Linked DNA regions of Homo sapiens: region 1 is linked to region 2. The links are chromatin loops, found by intact Hi-C in ENCODE. Cell type or tissue: CD4-positive, alpha-beta T cell. All regions are shown on one strand. Links, peaks and the distances in the headings refer to the core of each region. The heading gives the core; the rest is flanking DNA.

Region 1 (8,333 bases), core at 270-8,269, 1.0 Mb after region 2:
AGTGGAATAGGAAATGAGAAGGTGGCATCCTGGGTTATAGTCTGCACATCACCACTTACTAGATGTATAATTTAGGATAAGTAACTCATTTCTTTGAGACTTGGTTTACCCATCTGCTAAATGGGATAATAGCAGTACTTGCCTCGTAGGGTCATTGTGAGGATTACCTGAGATGATGCCTGTAGGGACTCCAGCATACCATCTGTGTTTGCTATAGTTATTATATTACTTCTAAAGTCAGAATTAAAGACCTCAAGGCTGGGCGCAGTGGCTTATGCCTGTAATCCCAGCACTTTGGGAAGCCGAGGTGGGGGTGGATCACCTGAGGTCAGGAGGTCAGTTCGAGACCAGCCTGGCCAACATGGCAAAATCCTGTCTCTACTAAAAATACAAAAATTAGCTGGGTGTGGTGGTGGATGCCTGTAATCCCAGCTACTTAGGAGGCTGAGGCAAAAGAATCGCTTGAACCTGGGAGGCGGAGGTTGCAGTGAGCCAAGATCTCACCATTGCACTCCAACCTGGGTGACAGAGCAAGACTCTGTATCAAAAAGAAAAAAAAAAAAAGAAAGAAAAAGAAAAAAGAATTAACGACCCCAAGTAATCCATCCATTCTCCCTAATCTATTTAGGAAGACTCATTTTCTATTGGTCAATTAACTGGATGCACTTAATCAAGCACCTAGTATCTATTAGCTACCACAGAGAGGGCTTGGGAATGAAACTTAATTTTCCCGCAAGAATGGAGAATTCAAGCTGTGAGAGAAACTAAGATACATGAAGTTCTTAAAGAACATATAAACAGTAAACTGCAATCCTGACAGTCAATGCCATTCTGATTCAGAGAGGGGAGACAGCAGGAAAGTCTGGAAGGGCCAGATAAGGCCTCAGAGGGGAGACAGCACCAAGGTGGGCCCTCACAAGTCAAGATGAGTTCACAGCAGAAGAGGAGAGGGAGACAGAACTGGGCAAGGGTGGGTGAGGGAGAAGGGAGACCCATGTGAGCATGGGCAATTTGGGAGCCCAGGTGGGTCTGGGCCTGGTGCATGGTCTGGGAGCTAAGCCACAGACAAGCATCCTGCTGTCTTTCCTACTCTCAAGGATCTCTAGGAATAACATGCCATGGAGTCTTTTAGTCACCTTTTCCACTAATAATTATCCTTCCTATGAGAACTTCTGTCACTAATACATTTTTATGGCATGTAAGAGGGAGGAGCTGCTATCAGATGAGCTTTGAGTCAATCTAGACCATTGCAAAAAAGCAACATAGAGTGGCAACCATTGACTTCGGCCACCCTGCATCTAGCCCCCTTTGTCCTGGGATGAGAACTCTGATCATTTCTGGGGAAACACCCCTTCATTGCTTTCAGTCCATGCAGTTTTGGGGATGGGAATGACTCCATGCCCATGGCAAGGATGGGTACAGTACCCACATTCGTTCTATGAGATTGACCCTGAGATTCTAGCTAGAACTAGAAAGGGAAGCACCTGTTCTTGTACGGTGCTGTGCTAGTAGGATGTCAGCTGGGAGGTGCTGCAGCCATGTGGCCTTCACAATGGGCAGGTCTTCCTGGAAACAGAAGGACGCAGGGGAGGCAAAGCCAAGATATGGAAAGACAGCTTCATGATGCCATCATCTAGGCCCCTGGATCTCATGATACCAAAACCTTGCTTTTTCAGGCACATGAGTTAATAAAAAAATCCTCTTTTTGCCTAAATCTCTTCAAACTGGGTTTCAGTCCATGGTTACTAAATGAATCCTGACTTATTCAAGTAATGACCTTGTTCCTACCAGAATTTTGTTGGTTGCTTCTTAGCATGGGTATTTGTAGTCCATAGCCCAGGGGCAGACTACATCCAGGATAACAGTTTGTGTGTGGAAGTGATAGTGGCGTCTATCCATATCCCTAAATGGATATAGGTACATGTTCTATGAGGAGGCATTATAGGGGAGACCGAGGCTGCAAAATCTGTTTCTCCTCTTTGTCTCTGAAGTCTGTGTACAGAGCAATTTTCCCCAAACCCCTGATTTTATTCCTCTTGTTTTCAACCAGAGAAAGGAACTCTTGAATCTGTTAAGTATGTTTTGCAGGGCTCTAAGAAATCAGGAAGAGATGGGGAAGGGAGGTGATGGGGAAAAAGAGGCTCTGCATGTCTCATTTTTGTTTTTTCCTTTTTGCCAACGACAAAGAATCAGCTGGCATCCTTTTATTTTCTATTTCATTCAGTGCTTTTTAAAATGAAGCATTAAGTCTACTGTAATGGGATTTGTCTAATGATTTCCTGGTAAACGTCTTCTTGGATCTCAGCAAAGATAATTCACTTAGTAGGAACCATTTCCTGCTTCCCCACTAAGAACCAGACCTACCCAGTTCTTTCTGGGAGTGAATTGGCCTTTGAATGAGAGAAGGCAGTACAGGAATATTTCACTCTAGCATTCATCACATAGACTCAAGCTTGCCACAGACCCAGATCAGGGAGGAGAACAGGAAGGCGGGGGTGAGGGAGAACGTTCACGCTGAGCACAACATGAAGCCAAGCAGAAAGTCTGTAGCAATCTGAGCCCTTTGCAGAAACAGATGCACTCACCTCTTTGCCTTGGCTCTGGGGTGCTTTCTTTCTGGGGCAGTGACAGCTTCTGCAATGTCCACACTGTTCTACCAGGACAGCTGCAGGCAGGCTGCTGCAGGAGGAAGGGAGTTCCCATTCACCATCAGAAGGGAGTGTCCTCCCAGAAAAGGAGGCGATGCCCTGATTCCCCTGGAGCGAAGGCTGTTGGATCCACTTGTCCTCTCTCTCCTGCTCCCTTTCTGGTATGAATGGAGCTCAGAGAAACCCCATGAGAAGAACTGAGTGAAACCACACACCATACCCACCCACCTGTTAGTAGGTTGGCCTCCTAGCCTTGGGGATCCTGGAGAGGAAGGCTGCCGAGTGGGTCATGAGGCACTTGGGCCCCTACAAGTGCAGCTGACACTGGTATGCCCACAGAAAGGCTAAGGACAAGCACTGTATATTTATTTCTCCCCCTCTCATGTGATCTTATTTTTGGACTGGACACAAAAGCTATTTGGGGGCTGGACAGCTGCCAGGTGAAAGGACAATGATCTCATCCGAATTCTCTCCATGCCTCTCTCTGCACTAGTCCCTGTTACCTTTCCCAATATGAGGCAGAAGGGAGCGGGTTTTGCTCTGAGCCTTACTTTCAGTACATCCAAGCAATGTGTCCAACTTATCATTTTTCTTCAATTAGCTGATTGCTACCTTTTGAGGTTTCACAGAGGATCAACGTAATGAACGAAGTCCTTACTTTTATGTCTGAGGCAGGTGAGTATTTCTGAGTCTGGTGGTCGTGTCACACAGTCATCATACACACTATTTTAGATGCAAAGATCCTCTTTTCAACACCAGGATGGGAGCCCCGACCCTGAAAGGCAGATGTGGGCAACGCCACAGAGCTAGGCTCTCAATGTGTTGATTCTGCCTTCTGCCCTGGCTGTTTCTGCCTCTGGCTCCTAGGCTTGTAAAACTTACAACATTGAGACAGTTTGATTTTTCACCTCTGATCCTTCCTCTTCAGACATGAATGGAAAGTTTTGAAAATGTCATGCCTGGCAAGATGCCAATTCAATATCGTCCTCTTCACCATTATCACTGTTATTTACTGGGCTCTTTCTTGCTGAATGCCCTTCATTTGAGGAGTACTTCTGCATTCTTGTATTTAATCCTCACAACACCGCTGCCAGGAGGGTAAGATTGCTCCTATTTGATATCCAGGGAAGCTGAGGTTTGGAAAGGCTCCTCACCTAAGCTTTGGAGAGGGTAGAGTGGGATGGGAACTCCCGACTGTCTGAGCTCTTGGCCACTTTGCCCTACCGTCTCCTGAAGATGTGAATCGTTGACATTTCACTGTTGTTTTCACTTCATAAGAGGGAAAACAAAACCCTTAGGGTTGATTCAGACCCACAACTTCAATCCTTGATTTCTGTTCCAAATCCAGTTATTGAAGGGGAGAGAAAATAAGGTTTTCACCTGTTTACAGTCCCAGGCCCTGGTTCTAGGTACAGGATGGAGTCTCTGGCCACCATTCTCGTTGGAGCCATTTTCCTGTGAATAATTCGTTGTGCAAACACACACACCAGAGAGGACTGGGCTGGGCCGCCCAGGCCGGGTTCCCACTGTATCCAAGCTGGACTGCACTTTCCACTACCCTGAGAAAGAGACAGAGAGATTGAACCAACAGCTTGTCCAACACTGCCCTCTGCAGGTCACTGGGCTGCATTACCCCAGATGGGAGTCTGCAAGGCTTTCCAAAGAGGAGGGCCACACCAAGGATTATTTTTAGACAATCAGTTAGTTCTCCATTTCTGCAGCTACTCTTTCCTAAACCTGGTTTGCCTGAGCACGTGTCTGTGTTCATAACCCTTCCCCTACTGTATGAAAGGAAATCATACCTGTCAGTCTTCACAAATCTTAATAAGGTGCCATTGCCCCAAGTATAAAAATATCAAAGTCCCCAAACTAGGAACTTCCTTTAATACTTTAATTCAGTCTTTTTTAATGATTAATTAGGCATTTTTTAATTCAACAACTTTGCTTTTCCTTCCTTGAATATTGAGGGACAGAACTGTGGAAGCAAATCAAAGAGAATATTAGAAATAATAACAGATTAATAGGTACACTTGAAGAATGATGCCACAGTTTAATTTTTTTTTTTTTTTTTGAGACAGAGTCTCGCTCTGTTGCCCAGGCTGGAGTGCAATGGTGCAATGTTGGCTCACTGCAACCTCTGCCTCCTGAGTTCAAGAGATTATCTTGCCTCAGCCTCCTGGGTAGCTGGGATTACAGGCACCTGCCACCACGCCTGGCTAATTTTTGTGTTTTTAGTAGAGATGGGGTTTCATCAGTTTGAGGCTGGTCTCAAACTCCTGATCTCAGGTGATCCACACACCTTGGCTTCCCAAAGTGCTGGGATTACAGGCATGAGCCACCGCACCTGGCCCACAGTTTAATTTTTAAATTCCAGCTTTATAATATATTAGAAATTATGCTCTTGAAACCATATAAACTTAATGATGAAAATTAACATAAATGTTTAAATGTGGGTATATGTAACATTGTTTTTCAAAATTGTTTTAGAAGGTACAAGAACAATTTGTGAAGTCTGCTGTACCCTTGGGCTGGCTATTGCTGACTGATATTAGGTTGCCATCTATCCATCCATTCATCCAGCCATTCCTCAAATACCCATTGAGCACCTACTGTGTGCCAGGCCTTGTTTTAGGCACTAGATATAAAAATAGTGAGCAAAAAATGGCATGTTCCATGGCAAATTCTTAGTGATGGCCTCCTCTAGGAAGCTCAGGGAGGGAAACAGATTATGGATACACTTTTAATAATTAATTCAATAAATGTAAGAATTCAACAGTGATAAGCACTACTAAGTGTTCTGTGCGGGAAACGTGTGAGGGGAGAAGAAAAGGCACACACAATACTTTTGAATCCCATATAACTAGCAATGCAGATATAATAAGCAAATGATATAATAAGCAAATTGCAATGGGAAAGGGAGAAGAAAAAAAAATATATATATATATATTTATACCACCAGACTATGGAGGATTCATCACCAGGCCAGGAAGCAATAGCCTGGACTCCAGAGTCAGCCACTCATCTGTGCACAGACGAGGAGAGGTCTGTGAAGCTTCGGCACAGTCTGGGACTCTAGCTCTTTTGTAACGAGTTGTTTGGCATGAGGTCCAGTCACGAGGGCCCTTCGCAACTGGGCTCAAGGAACACAAAAAGGTCAACTTGTTTTTGTGATTGTCTGTTATTTTTCAATAACTAATGTATAGGAATAGATTGAAATGGAGATTTCTCCGAAACTGTGCTGGATGAATGCCTCAAGGGGTTCACACAACCTGTTCCGGGAGTTGGTGACCATTGTTTGTGTCCACGTTCAATTGAGTTCAAATTTAATATTTTTTTCCTCCACACCAAGGAGAGGTATTTGGTAATTAGAGAATGAATAATGGAGATTAACAATGTATAATGAAGATTATTATACATTATAATCCTCATGTATATATACATGAGTTGATGGGGGAGGCATCAGGGAAGGTAGCCCTGGAGAAACGAAATCCAAACCAAAAATAAGGTATCCAAGAATCTCTATGAAAAAACTGTGAAGACCCAGGAAAAAAAGGCCTCTATAACATGAGAGGATCAGGGAGAAGTAGGATCAACGTTTTTAGAGTTAGTTGGGGTTTTGTTTGTTTGTTTTGTTTGAGTTGGAGTCTCACTCTGTCGCCCAGGCTGGAGTGTGGTGGTGCGATCTTGGCTCACTGCAACCTCCACCTCCTGGGTCCAAGCAATTCTCCTGCCTCAGCCTTCCCCAGTAGCTGGGATTACAGGCCTGGCACACAGTGGGTGCTCAATAGGTATTTGAGGAATAGGTGGATAAATGGATGGATAGATGGCTGGGATTACAGGTGCCACCATGCCCAGATCATTTTTTTTGTATTTTTAATAGAGACGGGGTTTCTCTATGTTGGCCAGGTTGGTCTCGAACTCCTGACCTCAAATGATCCGCTGGCCTCAGCCTCCCAAAGTGCTGGGATTACAGGCATGAGCCACCGTGCCCAGCCTAGAGTTAGCTGTTTTCATAAAGGGCCTTTGCCCTTACGCAACTTCAACCCGTATTAAAAATCAGTGGTTCTCAATCAGGAGCGATTTTTCCCCAGGGGATATTTAGCAGTTTCTGCAGACATTGTTAGTTGTTGCATCTGGGGTTGTTCTAGTGGCATCTAGTGAGTAGAGGTCAGGGATGGTGGTAAACTTTCTACAATGCTCAGGACAGCTCCCCATAACAAAGAATTACCTGGCCCTAACAGTCCATAGTGCTGGGGTTGAAAAATCCTATCATAAATGGGGGCAGGGCAGGCCTGACAAGTGTCTATAGTGGTTGTGGATTCACTTGTTTATGCATTCATGCATTCAGCAAATACTTATTGAGTGCCCACTATGTTTTAAACACCATTCTGGGCATAGTTGAAGCCCACCTGTCACCCATTAACCAAAAATAACCATCTCAAATAGCTAGCCTGGTTGTGTTCCTTTGTTACTCAGCTTAACATTTTTACCATTAGAATGGTGACAAAGCTGGTCTTATTGCCTGAAGAAAGAAGATATTGAAATGCATGGATATTATTTGCAAGGATGGTCACTGAAGAATTGTTTGCAATTGTGGAAACAACCTAAGTGTCAACAGAATGGTTGCCTAACTGTGATACAGTGGTACTATGGCATACTAAGCTGCCAATGAAAAAGAAAGGCAAATCTCTTTGTGGTAACATGGAAAACAACCATGGAGATATTATCAGCTGGAATTTTTTTTCAGAATTGCAGGTAGAATATGATTGATGAGATGTGTGTTTTTTTAAATTGGTGTGTATGTGTGTGTGTGTTTGCATGTGCATGCAATTGCTGGAGAAATTCTCACCAAATTCTTTTTTTTTTTTTTTTTTTTTAATAAAAAGCAGAGTCTTGCTCTGTCGCCCAGGCTGGAGTGCCGTGGCGTGATCTTGGCTCACTGCAAGCTCCGCCTCCTGGGTTCATGCCATTCTCCTGCCTCAGCCTCCTGAGTAGCTGGGATTACAGGCACCCACCATCACACCTGGCTAATTTTTTGTATTTTTAGTAGAGATGGGGTTTCACTGTGTTAGCCAGGATGCTCTCGATCTCCTGACCTCGTGATCTGCCCTCCTTGGCCTCCCAAAGTGCTGGGATTACAGGCGTGAGCCACCGCACCTGGCCCTCACCAAATTCTTAATAATGGCTACCTCTAGAGAATGAGAAACAAAAACAAAAACTGTAATGTGTTCATTGGTAGTAGCTCTTTACCTAATTCCACCCTTTCATACTGATCAGCTTCTTCCTGGTTCATCTCCATTGTTATCAGTAGTCAAGTCAGTCACCAACTTCTGGAGATCCTTCAACTTGTAGGACAATATCCAATATTTACTGTTAAATCCATGTCCCTTTAAAACTTGCCCTCTAGCCAATCTTCATAAGCTCTTCTTGGGAGCTGCTTTCTCTGCCTCAGCCACAATTTCTGTGCCCATCTCCCTGGAACTTAAGCCAGTGAACTCACCAGGACTGTATCACACCATATTCTTTCAAAACAGGCTCACCTCTGTGCCTGGAAAACAGCCCATCTTTTTTTCTATGTGTATTAGTAGAAAAAAAGGTGAAATGACTGTGATCATGAATAATCCCCACCTCTCAGTGGCTTAAAATAACAAAGGCTCCTTTCTCACTCACAGTTGGGCACGTCTG
Region 2 (8,333 bases), core at 91-8,090:
GTGTGGGACACAGACGGGGAAACAGCTTTCAGGAATCCCTTTGTCTTAGGTCTTTGAGAAGCAGAGCCTGTGGTCAGGATTCAGGTGGAAGCCCTGAGCTGAGGGAGAGGAAATGGAGGATGCAAGGTGAGACAGTGCGGTGCCTTCCTGTCCTGCCCTGCTTCACACAAGCCCCTCAGAGACACTGCTGGCTACTCAGCAGGGGTGCTCTCTCTCGGCACGTGGGTGGGACTTCTCCAGAAGGTAAGGAGGAAATCCACCTTGGAGCAGTCCTCAGCTCCCACCCATGACCTGTCTCCCATGGGTCAAGGTTCACCCCACAGAGTCACCTTCCCATGCTTCTGGGTTCTGTTACCCAGCCCTTGGTGGCACTTGGAAACCAGGTTCCACACTGTACAGTGTGGCATTTTATCTAAGTCTGAAAGTAGAGGAGGAGGTAGTGAAGGAATTTGAGAAGAAAGGTTCATGTCTCAGGGCAGCCCATTTCTCATGCCACTGAGATCCACTCAAGTCCTCCCATTATACCTGACTTCTATGCCACCCTACAGGGCATTTTCCCCCACAGGGACAAAGTTGCCCTCACTCTTTCCTCATGAGGGAAAGTACAGTCCACTGGAATCAAGTCCCCTTCCAGAAAATGCCAGATGTGGTCTTAAGGAAGATAAAGAGGAGAGGGCTAATGAAGCAAGCTACAGTCCCACTGCTGTAGCGTGTCTTGAGTCCATAATTGATATTCTCTCCCTCCTTCCGTGACCCTCCGCTAGCCCTCTGCAGATCTGGGCTACTTGCCTGATGAGATTATACAGACGTTCATCCCCAAGAGATCTGATGCCTTTGTTGCCCTGTCCTTTTAGAATTGTTGTTGAAGTTGTCCATTGGCAATTACTACCGGGTGGGAAGTTCCAAGAGATGCCACAGCGAATCCCCTGGCTGGGGCCAGACTCCCCGCCTTCATTGCATCTATGCACATTGTATCTACAGCCCTGGTTCCTCATGGCCATCAGGATCAATGGCCCTGGCCAGCACATTAATGCCCTTCTTTGTCTATTAGCCCACTAGAATGAGGAGCATAAGGTGGCCACGTGGCTGTCACAGCTTCCAGTTTAGTGGAAACTACTGTGTTCTTTCATATAAGTTCTCCCTTCCTGGCAACTAGAAACTCGAATTGGCAGAGCCACCAGTTTTGGGGACAGAAAGCAAATATTCTACAAATGTGAATGAGATGGGCCACGTCCACTTCCACATTTGACTCCAGGACTGGCAATTTCTATGTATAAGGAACATAGTACTGGTCAAAACAAATACCGCATCAAGGAGTTGAGGGCCCCAACCCACAGGTGTCATGTTCCTGCCAGTGTCTTCACTGAGCATTCAACAGGCTGTCCCCTTGTCCCATCAGGCTGGCAGCTTCTAGGTGATGAGGAGCAACCAAGCGAGCCCAATGACTCTGTTGATCGGCATCCCATACACCATATACAAAGATGAACTCAAAAATGGATCAAAGACCTAAATGTAAGAGCAGAAACTATAGAAGTCCTTGATGACCACATTATTGTACTTTTTTGGTAAAAACACTGTGGAAGACAAGCCTGAATCTGGAGCATGCACTGTTGCCAGTAAGAACGAATTACTGTCCCCTCCAGAGTAGAAAGAATAGGGTCAGTGTAACTGATCTGCAGCCAGAGGCTTGGCTGGTCTTCTGAGGAAGAGAGCCTTCTGAGGGAGGGCCCAGCACTGGTCTTGGCTGCAGGCAGGTTGAGTGATCAAAGTGGTAGAACTAGCTCATCCTTGGTGAGAGGGAGCCCATGCTGTTGGGCTCATACATAGCCTCCATCTCTGGTAGCATGACTACTCTGTTCAAGGGCTTTTGAGCAGGCATTCAGGGTAGACAGGGAGAGAGATTCACTCACCAGGCGAATCATTGTATCTCTGTGGAGCGTGTCCTGGCAAAAGATGCTCTGCTGGTTGTTTACCTGAGACCCAGAGGTTTGCACACTTGGTGCTCACTCTCAGTCCACCCATCTACCTCTTTCCTAGACCACTTTGTCACTTGCCTTTGGCTTTTGTTCCTTTGGGCTCCTGACTAGGGGACATTCACTATTCCACAGGAGCCAGGGAATTTGCACACTTGGTGCTCACTCTCAGTCCACCCATCTACCTCTTTCCTAGACCACTTTGTCACTTGCCTTTGGCTTTTGTTCCTTCGGGTTCCTGACTAGGGGACATTCACTATTCCACAGGAGCCAGGGAATATCCACAACTCAGGCTATTTGTTCGTTTAGAGAAAGCTAACGCCCAAGTGTACTGCTCAAAGCTTTGCACCCTGGAACCTCCCTTCCCCACTGTCCTTTAGGGCTACGCCAAGACGGCCATAATGTGGCAGCAATCCATTTCTAACTCTCACCAACATATCACACTGACCATCTGTGAACCAGGGCTGAGTCCCTTCCTCATCTAGCATTTGACCACAGGGAATTTGAGAAGGTTCTACAAAGTTTGTGACCCAATATGGCCCTTTCACTCCTATCTGCCTATGACTTCCTCTTTATTCCTGACTCATTGGGAAGTGGCCCCTCACCTCCAGCCTCTGATCTCCTTTCATATCTTTGCCAGACCAGGCCAGATGGGAGTGAGGCTGGGGTGCTGCCTGCGCAAGGCCTCAGCACCCTCACAGTAATAATAATGACAGCAACGACCACAGTAGCTGCTGCTGATGAAGTGCTCCTCATGTGGCAGGCATTGTGCTAATAAGCAGGACCAGGAAGAGGACGAAGAGGGTAAAAGCTTAGCCGACAAATTGTAAGGAGATCTCAAGGTCGTGCAAGTCGAAAGTCCTTAAAGTCCTGGTCCTGCTGAGAAGCTCCTAATAGATATTATCTTCTTTTATTCTCACAAGTAAATTTTATCACTCCCATTTTACAGATGAGGAAACTGATTCAGAGGTTAATTTGCCAAGGTCATACAGCCATATTTGACCCAAGCTCTTCACCACTAAGCTGTCTTAGCTCATTCACGTTAGCCTGGCCGCCCCGTGGGAAGTTCCCCTGCCCGTGATCCTCCGGAAGACCGCAGGTCCCTATGCCCACTCAGACAGCCGACTGTTGGGAGTCTGCAAGCTGGCGTGACTTTGGTGCAAGCAGCCGCAGGAAGAGGCTGCCGCCAGAGCGGGCAGGAAAGGGCGCGTTCCCACATATGTCCACTAGATGGCGCCCCAACACCGAGCCACTGAGCTCCAGCGGCCGAATGGACAGGCCCCCAGCAGGGAGGCGCTGTGCGAGACCCGCCCCTCTGTCCGTGGACACAGGTCTCCAACCCTCCGACGCTCTCCCTGATTTCTGCATCACCGATCCCCTTCGCTGCTACCCCCAGGAGATGGTCTCGGGGAGGAGAGACTTCCCAGGCTACTTGGGAGGGATTCTTCCTTCTTTCCCCTGGAACTGTCTCTTAGCGGTGCCCAGCGCTTCCCAGGGCCTCCGCAGCACTGCCTCTCCCTTCGTTCCCTTCCTGAATTCCCCAGGCCCTCCCTGTCACTCCCACTCTCTCAACTTCTGCCAGTCTTCTGAGGCAGGGACCATTAAGGCCCATTCCACAGATTTGGTGATGCAAATGCATGCAAATGTATGCAAATCGCCATGTAAAGGAGGCTTGCCACTGTGGTTCTAAGTGGCTGTCACAGCTTCTCTGACACCTGTTTTGGGAGACAGCTGCCCTGCCCCCTCCTCCTCGGTGTCTATCTGCTATTCGCCCCCCTTTCCTTCCTCCAAGGCTCTGGCCCCCTTTCCTTCAGCGACCCTGGTTGGCTTCTGGTTACAAAGGACCCTTGGGACTTCTCTCCAAACCCCCTAAAGGGGGCAAGGCGAGAAGCACATCTTATTGGGCACCGACTTTGACATCTGATAATTTCACCATTTTCTAGCTGTGTGACCTTGGGAAAGCAGGTTAACTTCTCTGAGTCTCAGTTTCATCGTTAGCAGAAGGGGAATGATAGTAGGCACCTAATAAGGCTGCGGTAAAGACTCTATGCTGCACTGCGTGTAAAGTGCTTGGCACACAGCCCGAGCATGGGAAGCATGTGGCTATCAATGTTATGATGATCACTGACCCTGTGGGTCATCGTATTCTGAGAACTCGGGCTTGGAGACAGAGATATGCAGGTGGACCCAGCTCAGCCATGTGCACATGTGTGCTCATCTCTGTACATGCGCGCGCACACACACACACACACACAGCTGACAGCCTCACGCGCTGGAGGGGCGCACGCGCGGGTACACACGCATTCAGAAACACACACAGGAGGAGGCTGTGGGAGGTGGAATCTGAGTCATCGAGACCAGAGCTGTGGGTGGTGCTTTTGTCCTGATTTCCGGGGCTCAGTGCTCCATTTCGAACAAGGAAATGTATGCGGATGGCACAGCTAACCAGCCAGCTGAAGGGCCAGTTGTGTGGACCCCTTTCTTGCATCAGCCCCTTCCCCAGGGTTGCTATTGTGCCAGTCCCAGCCTAGCTCTGTGTCATCTGAGCTTTTTCTTCCTCTGACCCTGCCCCTAGCTCCACTGAGGCCTAGTAGGTGGGACGGGGCAGGCCCACTGAGGTGATAGAGCAGGCTCTCAATGACGTCATAGAGAAGGTGATGCCTGCTGCAGCCGCTCGCTGCAGAATGCCCTGGGAGCTTGATGGACATAGTGAGGAAGAGGGTGTGAGGGATGTGGCATACAACGGTAGTTAAGAGCACTATCTTGAGAATAAGGTGAACCCCGGGTTGAAGTCCTGGCTCTGCCTCTGTGTGACTTTTTGCAGTTCTCTTAACCTCTTTAGGCCTCAATTTCTTTGTCAGTAGAATGAAACCAGTCATACCTAACTCAAAGAGTTTTGTGACTTTTCAATGAGATAATGCACATAAACATGTGCTCTGTTCAGTGCTGCATGGACTGAATGTTTGTAAGTGGCCATGATTTTGGATGATGCTGATTGAAGGGCAGCCCCACCCACAGCAGTTTCACGTCCTTCCTAGGAGTTGCCTCTCCTTCCACACCACTCAGGCCTGGAGGGAAGAAGAGAGGCAGTGCTTTTGGTGCCTGGGGTCTCCTGGGTCAGTATGGGCTAAGGTATCAATAGGTAGGTGTGTTGTCCAGCTTTTCTTCTCTGATTAGATGATTAATCAAGATAGGTCGGAATCACAACCTTGCCAAAAGGGAAAGAAAGATGCTGTGGTTTACTGTGCACCTGTTATATGGTAGGCACCATGGTGGGTGCTGTCCCACGTGAGCTCTCGTCAACCTCCCAACAGCTCTGTGAAATAGGTATTAGCATCTTCAAGGTACAACCCCAGAAGAAATGAAGTAACTTGCCCTAGGATGTATAGTCGGTAAATAGAGAAACTGGGATTCAGACCATCTCCCATTCCACACTCTCTACCTTGCCATATACATCCACAGTTTTGATTCCTGTGGGCTCCATGGATGTGGCAATGGGGAGGATCAGTTCCTTGGATGTGCAGCCCCTGCCTCCAGAGCTGCCCAAGTCTGCTTGGGCCTTAGAGGGGGAGGGGTCTGTATTTCTCCGCTCAGTCTCTTGAGAGCCTTGTGGGCAATGGTGGAGCTAGTTAATCACCAAAAGTGTCCCCAGGTGTTATGCTCTTGGCTCCTAGCCAGTGGTTATATGACATCAGGGAAAGGACACAGGTGCATGGAGGTTGGGGGCGGGCTAGGGGCAGCCTAGACACCTGCTGAAGGCTCGGTTCTGTGTCAGTGGGGGGCATGGGGATGGGGGGAGCAGCAGATGGATGGGGTCGGTCTGGGGCAGGGATGCTGAATCGGCTCTGAAGCCCAAGGTGACTCGAGAGCCTGCCAGGAAGAAGAAAGTGTGAAGGAGAAGGAGGGAAGGAGAGCTATAGTGTAGGAGAAACTGAGGCAGCTGAGGGAAAGGACAGTGGGGTCTCAGTGTGGTTGGCCAAGAGTGGTTAGTGGTGCAGGCTTTGGAGTCAGAAGGCACAGGCTCTTATTTCAATGCCACCGCTGATGAGCTATGTGGCCAAAGGCGAGAACTGTCCTCCAGTTTCCTCAGCTGCAAACAGGGTACAAATAGCACCTCTACAAATAGAAGTTCTATCCCTAGAACCTCTAGTCCTTCACCACCAGAACCTAAACTTCATTGCAGCCTGGCTGCCAACTAACCACCCATAGGACCTAAATCACGGACAGGGCCAGGAAGGACCTGCCTCAGACGGCTCCAGGGTCCGGCTCCCACCCAAGTCTAACCACACACTCAATTTTTTTCTCCAACTGATGGCCACCTTTTCCTCTGGGCCCAGGTCTAAAGGTCTACCTGTCTTGCTCATTGGCTAAGCATCCAGTGCATAGTAGGGGCTCCTACTATGAAAGGAGTAATATATGTCAAGTGGCTGATATATTGTTCAATAATTGCCCCTTAGCTGATTTCATTTCAGTGAATATTTCTAGAGCATTCACCCTGTGCCAAGCAAACAAGACTGAGTCCCTGTCCTCACAGATTGGTGGGTGAAGGGTTTAAGGGTGCAGTGAGTGTTACTGAGGTGACTACAGGCACATTCCCAAACCAGGGCCCAGGAGAAAAGGTGGCCAATGCTTGAAGGAAAAAACTGTGTGTGGTTAGGCCTGATTGAGATTTGGCCCCTGGAGCCTTCTGAAGCAGGCCCTTCCAGGCCCCAGCAGTGATTAAGGTCCTTGTGGCTGGTTACTCGGCAGCCAGGCCGGAAGAGAGAGCCGGTAATTAACAAGCTGGCACTCACACAACCACATGTCAGCACGCCCAAGCGCTGGGATAGCTGTCTGTCAGTCGTAACTGCTGGTGGAATTTTTTAGACAGCTGGGCTCAAGCCGGGAAATGAATATAAGTTGCATTTCTATGCATCGTTGTTCATAGTGGTAAAAAAAATTAATCAGTGACATAGCTGTGACACATACTCATTTAAGAGTCTACAGAGAAATGTTCATTTGTCAGAGGCAGCAAAGAAGAGATTATGTGTCAGCTGGGGAGGGGTGAAATATTTATACAATGGCTAAAAAACACCGGTGTGTAAGGGGGTCAATTGATTGTGTCAGTGGCCACATGACAAATACAGCATTGAGCAGCCATGGGCACTACCCTTGTGCCCGGGGGCTCCATTCTGATGACAAATACACAACGTGTTACTGTTAATGCTCCCCAGCAACCATGCGCTCAGCCCTCTTTGCTGGCTGGGCGGCTGAAGATTGCTAGGAAGCAGAGCTCCCATGGAAGCTGCCTACCCCCAACTTCATTAAGTCGAACTTGAAGTTGGTAAATTACTCCCCAAATGCCAAAACAGCTGCAAAAAACAATTTCTTTGTTGTGTGCAGTTTTTAAAATTTCGTATTCCTGAATTTCAAAGGGCTTTCTCCCTGCCTTCACCAAGACCATATCACCAGCACCTCCCATGCAGACCTCACCCTGCCCCAGGCTCTGCACCTCACTGTGTGGCTCCAGGGCAATGTAGAGCACCTGGGTTCAAGTTCTTGTCCAGCCAGTCTGTTAGCTAAGTTGGCCTCCTTCCTTGTTCTCACAGCTGAGGCCAAGGCCTAACTTGTTCCCCAGTTATAGGAAGGAGTCAATGTACCATCCCAGGCACAGTGATACTTCCGTGACCGGACACCCACCTGTCATTGCCTAAGGGGAAAGTAGTCTGGTTGGGACATCTGTCATCCCCAGGCAGAACACCTCTGCCTCTCAGCCCAGCCCATGAGCAGCCCACCTGGGGCTGTGTGATAGGTCAAACTTTCCAGAAGGAGGAGAACGTCGTATCAGTGCTGACAACTACTAGTTTTTGAGCCCTGATCACGTGCCGGGCACTGTGTCAAGTGCTCTCTGTGCATTATTTCACTGAATCTTAAGACAACTCTTGAGCTGGGTCTAATGATCAGTCCAGTTGTATAGGGAAGGAAACCAAAACCCAGAGAAACAGCTTGTCTAATGCCTATGCTATGTAGATAGAGGTGGCATTTGAACCTGGTTGGTAGGACCCCAGGGCACAGCCTTTCTGACCCTTGTTCACCTGTCTGACCATGTTGGAACTACGTCTCATGGTTAACACCTGCAAATCTTAATTTCAAAGCTTAAACCATTCAGATTCTAAGAGATCAATTAACAAACCTTGAAGATGGTAAAACTTGTGGAGGCATGGGCTGTATCCCAGACTCTGCTCAGAGCATTCACTCTAGCAAAACCCAGCTGATTTTCTCTCATCTTAACTGGGGCAGATAGAGCCGTTTCCCCTCCCCAAAGTGTCCCCACCATCCTGGTTTAGAAACATGGGCATTTTCACCCCTCCAGAGACTGAC

What was found. A loop is a pair of places that touch in the nucleus more often than their neighbours do. Peaks named below come from ENCODE experiments on the same cell type or tissue, not always from the same donor. Only the 100,000 strongest peaks of a DNase experiment are listed, where the experiment ranks them.
Region 1: it touches region 2 in a loop (5-fold over the local background); 5 of 110 quality-filtered maps call a loop at or near these places.

What each region holds. Positions count from the first base shown.
Region 1 is chr5:142,695,037-142,703,369 of GRCh38, forward strand. It overlaps a transcript of FGF1 not described here. Among named protein-coding and RNA genes, the nearest start is that of FGF1, 13 kb to the left of the region's middle. RefSeq lists a silencer at 4,157-4,206. In CD4-positive, alpha-beta T cell, for the core only: CTCF peaks have their summits at 4,265 (motif pointing left) and 4,465; a DNase peak (open chromatin) is centred at 4,255.
Region 2 is chr5:141,689,045-141,697,377 of GRCh38, forward strand. No RefSeq gene overlaps it. Among named protein-coding and RNA genes, the nearest start is that of ARAP3, 11 kb to the left of the region's middle. RefSeq lists enhancers at 3,242-3,775, 3,776-4,309 and a silencer at 3,254-3,303. In CD4-positive, alpha-beta T cell, for the core only: CTCF peaks have their summits at 3,236 (motif pointing right) and 3,441; DNase peaks (open chromatin) are centred at 3,187 and 4,297; H3K4me3 peaks cover 503 bases; H3K27ac peaks cover 780 bases.